2 separate regions of the Homo sapiens genome follow, and region 1 is linked to region 2. The links are chromatin contacts, found by POLR2A ChIA-PET in ENCODE. All regions are on one chromosome and are shown on one strand. Each heading gives the region's core, a stretch centred on a gene start or an enhancer-like site at or near the end of the contact. The rest is flanking DNA. Distances are from core to core; before and after follow the strand shown. Region 1 holds the start of KRI1 (KRI1 homolog). Region 2 holds the start of NDUFA7 (NADH:ubiquinone oxidoreductase subunit A7).

Region 1 (4,580 bases), core at 1,157-3,656, 2.2 Mb before region 2:
CCACTGGGAACCGGTCCTTCTTCTCTAGGCTTTCATTGTTCCCCCACAGTCCCCCTTCGAAGGTGGGTGGTGGGTGAGGCTAGGTTGTGGGGGGAGGGGAGAGCTTTTTAGCATCTTCTCTGGGAGGATTCCTGGTTCTCTGAGTGCCGGGGATTCACTTTCCCTGGGGAGGTTCTTATTCCGTGGGTGCGGGTTCAGCTCCTTTGGATGCCGTTTCCATGGGGACGGCTCACGTTTCTTGGGGCTTCTATGGGGAGATCCGATCTCTGGAAGGAGAGGTCCTGTCTCTAGGGGTTCCTCATTTTGTAGGGGGCTCTCTGAGACAAATCTGGTTACTTGGGGGTGGGGTCTTCATTCCTAAAGGTTATGCGGATCCTTGATATAGTATGGGGGCCCCAATGGAGGAACAATGTCAGATTGCAAGACATCCCTATATTCCCTGGGAGACATTTTACAGGGAAGTCTCGTTTCTCTTTTATTATTACTTTTGGAATCCCGCTTCTTGAAAGGAGCTCTCAGGTACTCTGAGGTGACATCACCATTATGTAGGAGGAGGCTATTTCCTGGAGAAGGGGTTCGCTTTCCTTTGACATCTTTTTTCCCTTATGAGGACTATCAATTCTTTGGGGGTAGTTCTCCATCTCTGGGGGCCCATTTCCTGGAGGGGATTTTCTGTTTCCTGGTGATTGCCCATATCTGGGGGCGTCTTTGGTCCCTTGGGGGAGAGTCTTAGGTTCCTTGAAAGTTTCCATGGGGGGCTGTTCTCTGGGTTGGGGGGTCTCATTCTTAAGGGAGTGACCAGCTTTTGGGGGGGGTCCCTATTCCCAGAAGAACTTTCCTGGGGGCTTATGCAGCTTCTCCGTTCACTAGAGGACCCCTCCTCTAGCATTTCCTGTTTCTGGGAGATGCCTCTTTCTGGATGACCCTTCTCTTTCCAGTGACCCCTTTTGTGGAACCTCCTCCCTTGAGGACCTCCTGATCCTCTGTCCCTCACACAGGTCATGATGTTTGGCAGCACCGCCATCGCCCTGGAGCTGCTGAAGCAAGGTGCCAGCCCCAATGTCCAGGACACCTCCGGTACCAGTCCAGTCCATGACGCAGCCCGCACTGGATTCCTGGACACCCTGAAGGTCCTAGTGGAGCACGGGGCTGATGTCAACGTGCCTGATGGCACCGGGGCACTTCCAATCCATCTGGCAGTTCAAGAGGGTCACACTGCTGTGGTCAGCTTTCTGGCAGCTGAATCTGATCTCCATCGCAGGGACGCCAGGGGTCTCACACCCTTGGAGCTGGCACTGCAGAGAGGGGCTCAGGACCTCGTGGACATCCTGCAGGGCCACATGGTGGCCCCGCTGTGATCTGGGGTCACCCTCTCCAGCAAGAGAACCCCGTGGGGTTATGTATCAGAAGAGAGGGGAAGAAACACTTTCTCTTCTTGTTTCTCCTGCCCACTGCTGCAGTAGGGGAGGAGCACAGTTTGTGGCTTATAGGTGTTGGTTTTGGGGGTGTGAGTGTTTGGGGGACGTTTCTCATTTGTTTTTCTCACTCCTTTTGGTGTGTTGGACAGAGAAGGGCTCCTGCAGGCCACAGCCACCTAAACGGTTCAGTTTCTTCTGCGCCTCAGGCTGCTGGGGCCTCAGACGAGACCCAAGGGCAGAGCATTTAAGAGTGAAGTCATGACCTCCAGGGAGCCTAGAAGCTGGTGGCCTTGGCCGGCTGTGCTCAGAGACCTGAAGTGTGCACGTTGCTTCAGGCATGGGGGGTGGGGGGAGCGTCCCAAATCAATAAGAAGGTAGAATGAGTTATGAGTTATTCATATTCTGTTGGAAGCTTGTTTTCCAGTCTCTTGTACAGCGTTTTAAAAGAAATGGATTCTATTTATTATGCTTTATTGGAAAAAATGTTGTAATAATTTAATGTTTTTACCCATTAAATTAAGACTTGTGCATGATCACAGCACGGGTGGCTTCTGATTTTTGAGTCTGGGATGGAGAGTTACACATCCCGGATGTTGATGGGGATGAGGACGGGGGTCGCGGATCGTGGATGTGGTGGGTGAGGGGAGAGAATAGTAATTCCCAGGGCGCCAGGGTGAGTGAGCTGGGTGGGGCAGCGGTTTTCGCTGTCGGAACGGAAGGGAAGCAGGAAACCGCGAGTGGAGAAAGGGCCCCCAGATGTCAGCTGGGTGCCCGGAGCACAGGGGGTGGGGCGGGTGGGCGGTGGCCGCGGCCTTCCCCGCAGGGGCGTAGCCGTGGGCGGTGACTGCGGTGATGAGGCGAAAGGGATCCCGGAAAAGCCAGGGGCGGGGTTAGCAGCGGTACGCCTCGTTTACAAGTGGATGCGGGCGGGACTGAGGGCGGCCCCGCCCCGTCCAGGGCTTCCTCAATGCGCGTGCGCAATGGGCCACAGAACCGCCATGCCGGAACCGCGCGGGTCGTCGCAGCTGCGGGTGAACGCGGCGTTTGCCGCGCGGTACAACCGCTACCGGGAGCGCGAGGAACTGCAGCGGCGTGAGTGCGGGGCGCATGCGCGCGGGAGCCTGCGCGCGCCGGCCGGTTGGGAAGTGGGGAGTCGAGTGGCCCCGCCGGCTGACCTGGGGGGGGGCATCCCGTCTGTGTCCCGCAGTGAAGGATCGCTACGGGGACCGAGACAGCAGCAGCGACTCCAGCTCCGAGTCGGACTCAAGCGACGAGCGCGTGGTGCGCGTCCCCGCCCCGTCCTGGACGTGCGGAGGCGTCCAAGCCCCCCTCTGCACCCCGACCCCGATGTAGACGGGGGGGAACCCCCAACCCCAGAGCGCCCTGCGGGAGCGTCCCATCCTCCGCTCCCCATCCCATGAGGGACAGACAGTGCCCCCCCTCTCCCCAGGGGAGCCAAATCCCCGTTATTTTCTCTCCCCTGCCACGATCCCCACCTGCCCACTCTGATGTGTGGGGCGACTCTGTCCCCCAAGAACCCCCCCTTTCCTCTTTCATCCTCAAGAGTCTAGCCATTTTTTAGTGTACTCCTTGCGCCACGTGGGGCGCCCAACTTCTCACATCAGCCCTGATCCTGGCCCCACTGTGCGGCCTGGCCCAGCCCCTCCCCGCTGTCTCTCTTGTGCCCTCAGCCCACCTGCCCCTTGTCAAGTCTTTGTCTTCCCCAGGAATTACCTTCTCCTTGCCCCTCACCTTCCTCTACCCATATCCTGTACCTACCTGTGGCCTGCCCCTGCCCACCCCAAGAGGGCCCCTCTCCCTCCTGCTGTTTGACCACCTGTTTGACCTCCCCAGCCAGATCCACCCCCCTCCATCCTAATCCCTACGCTGAGCTCACCTGCTGGCGCCAGGGCTCTTATTATCTCCCTTCTGAAATCTATCCCCAACCCTTTTCCTGCCCTAGGAATTTGATCCCCAGCAGGAGCGGGACTTTTACAAAACGCTCTCCTTGTTGAAGAAGAAGGACCCCCGCATTTATCAGAAAGATGCCACCTTCTATAACAGAACAGGTCCGGGGCCACTCCTGTCTAAACCTCTCCTTCCTCTGGAGCAGAATCCGGGGTCCTTTCCTGACTGTGGATTCAGAGAAGTGACTTGACTTCTCTGAGCCTCTTTTCCTGTCTGTAAAGTATATCTAACGGTAGCATCTCCCCTCAGGGCTGTTTTAAGGATAGATTGGGATTTACCCAGTTTACACAGTTCATCTGTTTTGACTATTGAATGAATTGCTTCACAAGTCACAAGTCCTTAGCAGAGCCTAGGTTATTACCTGGTGGTGGAGTTAATGACTGTGTCCTTGGCACTATTCAAGGTGGGAATTGCTGACTGAATGATTCCAACTCCACCAGGCTGGGCAGGTGGTTCAAGCATCTAATCCCAGCACTTTGGGAGGCTGAGGTGGGAGGGTCAATTGAGGCCAGGAGTTTGAGACCAGTTTGGCCAACATAGCAAGACCCCATTTCTCTTTTTTTTTTTTTGAAATGGAGTTTCACTCTTGTTGCCCAGGCTGGGTTGCAATGGGACGATCTCAGCTCACTGCAACCTCCGTCTCCCAGGTTCAAGCGATTCTCCTGCCTCAGCCTCCTGAGTAGCTGGAATTACAGGCACGCGCCACCACGCCCAGCTAATTTGGGATTTTTAGTAGAGACAGGGTTTCTCCATGTTGGCCAGGCTGGTCTCGAACTCCCAACTTCAGGTGATCCGCCCACCCTGGCCTCCCAAAGTGCTGGGATTACAGGCGTGAGCCACTGCGCCCAGCCAGCCTTTCTTTCTTTTTTCTTTTTTTTTTTTTGAGACGGAGTTTTGCTCTTGTTGCCCAAGCTGGAGTGCAATGGCATGATCTGGGCTCACTGCAACCTCCGCCTCCCCGGTTCAACCGATTCTCCTGCCTCAGCCTCCGGAGTAGCTGGGATTACAGGTGCGTGCCACCACGCCCAGCTATTTTTTTGTTATTTTTAGTAGAGATGGGGTTTCACCATGTTAGCCAGGCTGGTCTCGAACTCCTGACCTCAGGTAATCCATCCGCCTTGGCCTCCCAAAGTGCTAGGATTACAGGCGTGAGCCACTGTGCCTGGCGGCAAGACCCCATCTCTACAAAAGATT
Region 2 (4,364 bases), core at 319-2,818:
CTCTTTTCCCCTCTCTCCAGAGCGAGTCACCCCCTGGCTCCCAGACAGCCACACCTGGTGAAGGAGAATGCGGTGACAATGGAGAGAACCCCCAGGTTCAGTAAGCTGCCTCGTCTGGCTCACTACACCTAGCTGTGGGGAGATCTCCTCGTCAGTCACCTCAGCCTTTGGCGCACAGAAGGGTCCAGGGTCCCCTGCTCAGAGGCTAACACTGGCCGAAGAGAAAGGCAATTTCAGTTGGGGTGACTGTGGCAGGAAGGGGCTCACTCTGGCCCCACCAAGGTGAGGTGGGGACCAAGTGATAGAGCCCTGATCCACCCACTCTCTGAAACTTCTTTGCTAATAAAACATTCCTACTACGCTTGTGTTTTGTTTGGGGTAGAGGGTGCAATCGACAAACACGACCCCCCGCCTCAAAAAGGAAAAGCTTCGTTTGGCAAGACCGCACGGCCAGGATTTCCAGAGTGCGGAGGATCGGTGACCGCCTGGGAGCCACTCAAGAAACCTGGAGAAACCCTAGTCGTATAACCCAGACAAGAACCTGAGTTAACTTGAAACACAAACGCTTTATTTAAAGGAGCATCTCAGTTACGTGTGGCGGACAAAAAAAAGGAGCAGACTGTGACAGACCATTCCCATCGGCCAAGTGGTCGAACCCGACATCCAAGACCCTGTAAACAGACCCAAACATGAGATGTTGACAGGCCCCGCAGCAATTGGCAAACTCCCGCCTCCCTCTTGTCAGTCTCTGTATGTAGACTCTGCCTCCCAAACCCTCTCACCCTGGGCTTAACGAAGCCTCCCTACCACCAACCAAAGGTCTATCAAAGGGGTGTCCTCTTTGCACCCACCAGCGAGCAGCCAAGCTCAGCGCAACCTCCGGGCTTCTCGCTCTGACTCCAAAAGGGTGAGCACGTCGCCCTCGCGCACGGGGCCTTTTACATTGCGGATGATGGATCGGCTCGTGTCGTCCATGAATTCCACGCGCACCTACGGGTCCCCACCGGAGTGGAGGAAGAAGTAAGGGCGGGCCGCGGAAAGGCACCGCGGAGTGGGAAGCAGATATGAATTCAGAGAACGTGTCGGGGCCAGAATACAGATCGTTAAAGGGAACCATCAGAACCCCGTGATGAAATGAGAATCGGCTCCCGGATTCCGGCTGGCAGGGGTTAGGGCAGGGTAGAGGTCACATCAGGGTTTAGGTCGCCGGCAGTCGGCCAAATGCCCCCACCCGATTACCTGCGTGCACTGTCCCTGAGAACCGGTCCTGCCCAGGACCTTGGTGACCTGGAGGAAAGAAGCTGGGTTCAGACCCGGCCCGTTTGGCTCCTCTAATCCCTCCCCCTGCCCCCAAATTCGGGCCCCCACCTCACCCTGGCCAGCTTGATAGGCTGCACACGGCTGGTGTCCATGATGGCGGCGCGGCGGCGGTCTGGCGGAGAGGAGTCACGTGCTTCGGGGAGAGCCTTTATAGGACGTTCTAGCACCGCCCACTCCCGTCTCGCGATACCACGCCGCGTCTTTCCCAGCAGCCCCAGCGGTGGAGACGTCACCGGCTGCGCCCTTCAGTATCGCGGACGGAAGATGGCGTCCGCCACCCGTCTCATCCAGCGGCTGCGGAACTGGGCGTCCGGGGTGCGCGGGGCGGACAGGGCTGCACCATGGGGGGCTTCGGGCTCCGTGTGTCCGGGACCCGCTCCTGCTCCTCACCTCCCTCCTAAGCCGGGACCCTTCGCTCTCCCCGAATCTCCCTGGGAACCCCCAGCTAGTCACCCCTTCAGCCCGGGACCCTCTCCTGGCCTGGGAACCACTCAGGCCTGGGATTTCCCCAGTCCCCGACCTTCTTAGCCTTGGATCTGTGGGCCCGGACTCTGGCTTTGCTCTTCACCTGCAGGACCCACATCCGTTTCCCCGAGTGTTCATCCCCTGCCTTCCCTTAAAATGCGCATCCCCGGACCATCCCTGGTCCCTTGCCCTCTCCTTTCCTCTCTCCTGGGGTGCCTTGCAGGCCGACCTCTCCTCTCCTCTTCCCACAGCATGACCTGCAGGGGAAGCTGCAGCTACGCTACCAGGAGATCTCCAAGCGGTGAGCAGGCCCCGCTCGCTGCCCAGCCTCTGGCTCTGTCCTTTCTCCACCAAAAACGAAATCTGTGTTCCTTTAGACCCCTGAAACGGAGGGCTGACATCCTGCCACCAGTCCCCTGCCAGGCTGTGGAGGCAGAGGTTTGCCTTTAACCTTGCTGAACTCCGGAGGACAGCCCTCCTGAAACAGCGAGGCCGGGCGTGCATTCTGACTGGCAATCAGGCTAGATTTGCAGTGCTCAGCGTGGCCATGTTAGTCAGTGTTATCCCCAAGCTACAGATGAAAAAAGAGGTCCAGAGAGGCGAAATCATTTGCCTCAAGTCACTCAGAAGCTAAAAAGTGGCAGCGGGGACTTGAACCCAGAAGTGTCCTGATTTCAGACTCATTTATATTAAAATATTAGTTGATATTTACAAGCCCCCGTCATGTATGACCTCAGCCTTGGGTTTAACTTTGTGAACCAGGAAAGTTCTTATCCACATTCTTTCATGGACGCCACATTCTAGGGAGAAGCATAGTAGGGAAACAAACACAGCAGGTAGTATTGTTCTGGAATGCTTTGAAGACAAAACAAAATAAGTGGAAGCTGGAGGGTGGCTACGTAAAGTCAGATGATTGGGAAAGATCTTTCTTTGGAAATTGACAGTTGAGTCCCCTGAATGATGGGAAGGACCCATTCAAAGAATAATTATTGAAAAAACATTCTGACCGGGCGCGGTGGCTCACGCTTGTGATCCCAGCACTTGGGGAGGCTGAGGCAGGCGGATCACGAGGTCAGGAGTTTGAGACCAGCCTGGCCAACACAGTGAAACACAGTAAAACCCCCTCTCTACTAGAAATACAAAAATTAGCCGGGCGTGGTGGCGCGCGCGGGTAGTCCCAGCTACTCGGGAGGTTGAGGCAGGAGAATCGCTTGAACACAGGAGGTGGATATTGCAGTGAGCTGAGATCGCACCACTGCACTCCAGCCTGGGTGACAGAACAACACTCTGTCTCAAAAAAATAAAAAAGAAAAAACATTCTGAGCAGAGGGAACAGGAAGGGCTAAGAGTGTCAGGCTGGACAGAGCCTGAGTGGAAGGAGGCCAGTATGGATGGAACCCATTGAGGGAAAGGGATAATGGTATAATCTATGAAGTCAAAGGGTAGGCAGAGGTAAGGCAGTCATTGAGGATTATAATGAAAGGAAGAAAAATAGCATTAAAATAATGAAATTTATGTAAATGCCTATATGTTGTGACTAATTCCAAATATTAGAAGTATCAAACTTTGTTTTCAACTTTTTTTTTTTTTTTTTTTTGAGACGGAGTTTTGCTCTTATTGCCCAGGCTGGAGTGCAATGGCACAATCTCAGCTCACTGCAATCTCCATCTCCCGGGTTCAAGCGATTCTCCTGCCTCAGCCTCCCAAGTAGCTGGGATTACAGGCATGTGCCACCACGCCTGACTAATTTTTTGTATTTTTAGTAGAAACGGGGTTTCACCATGTTGGCCAGTCTGGTCTCGAACTCCTGACTTCATAATCCGCCTGCCTCGGCCTCCCAAAGTGCTGGGATTACAGGTGTGAGCCACTGCGCCCGGCTTGTTTTCAACTTTAACGTTAAGTTCTGGGGTACATTTGCAGTTTTGTTACAAAGGTAAACGTGCCATGGTAGTTTGCTGCAAAGATCAAAGATCAACCTATCACTTAGGTATTAAGCCCAGCATCCATTAGCTATTCTTCCTGATGCTCTCTCCCCCCCAACCCCCGACCCCCCTAGTTGGCTTTCTATCAGGGTAGTTGTGGGCCAGTTGAGGAAATGGCTTTGTGAAAGTTTTGACTTTTTTAGGATGACGGCACCCTCTAGTGATTCATCTGGATGTTTTATTGGTCTTTTTTTTTTTTTCTTTTTTGAGACAGAGTCTCACTCTGTCGCCAAGCTGGAGTGCAGTGGCGGATCTGAGATCACTGCAATCTCCGCCTCCCGGGTTCAAGTGATTCTCCTGCCTCAGCCTCCCGAGTAGCTGGGGCTACAGGCGTGCACCACCACACCCAGCTAATTTTTGTATTTTTAGTAGTGACGGGGTTTCACCATGTTTGCCAGGATGGTCTGATCTCTTGACCTCGTGATCTGCCCGCCTCGGCCTCCCAAAGTGCTGGGATTACAGGTGTGAGCCACCGCGCCTGGCCTTTTTTTTTTTTTTTTTTTTTTTTTTTTGTAAGACTGGGTTTCTGTGACCCAGGCTGGAGTGCAGTGGCACAATCATAGCTCACTGCAGCCTCGAACTTCCAGGCCTAAGTGA

The links. ChIA-PET counts read pairs that join two places held with the same protein, here RNA polymerase II (POLR2A).
Region 1: POLR2A ChIA-PET joins it to region 2 with 12 read pairs in OCI-LY7. The contact joins the promoter of KRI1 here to the promoter of NDUFA7 in region 2. POLR2A ChIA-PET finds 5 or more read pairs at or near these places in 2 of 52 experiments (OCI-LY7 and WTC11).

What each region holds. Positions count from the first base shown.
Region 1 is chr19:10,563,836-10,568,415 of GRCh38, reverse strand. It overlaps KRI1 (KRI1 homolog), which reads left to right and starts at 2,406. Exons shown (of 19, transcript NM_023008.5): 1 at 2,406-2,510; 2 at 2,626-2,699; 3 at 3,382-3,487. The coding sequence starts at 2,417. CDKN2D (cyclin dependent kinase inhibitor 2D) reads left to right here. Exons shown (of 2, transcript NM_001800.4): 2 at 999-1,956. The coding sequence ends at 1,358. RefSeq lists enhancers at 101-270, 710-1,217, 2,166-2,733, 2,936-2,985, 2,734-3,301 and a silencer at 2,136-2,665.
Region 2 is chr19:8,318,579-8,322,942 of GRCh38, reverse strand. It overlaps NDUFA7 (NADH:ubiquinone oxidoreductase subunit A7), which reads left to right and starts at 1,568. Exons shown (of 4, transcript NM_005001.5): 1 at 1,568-1,635; 2 at 2,037-2,086. The coding sequence starts at 1,585. RPS28 (ribosomal protein S28) reads right to left here and starts at 1,447. Exons shown (of 4, transcript NM_001031.5): 1 at 1,374-1,447; 2 at 1,240-1,287; 3 at 852-990; 4 at 1-671. The coding sequence starts at 1,412. The coding sequence ends at 868. It overlaps KANK3 (KN motif and ankyrin repeat domains 3), which reads left to right. Exons shown (of 11, transcript NM_198471.3): 11 at 21-359. The coding sequence ends at 104. RefSeq lists enhancers at 1-544, 545-1,512, 1,419-1,658, 1,513-2,480, 2,481-3,448.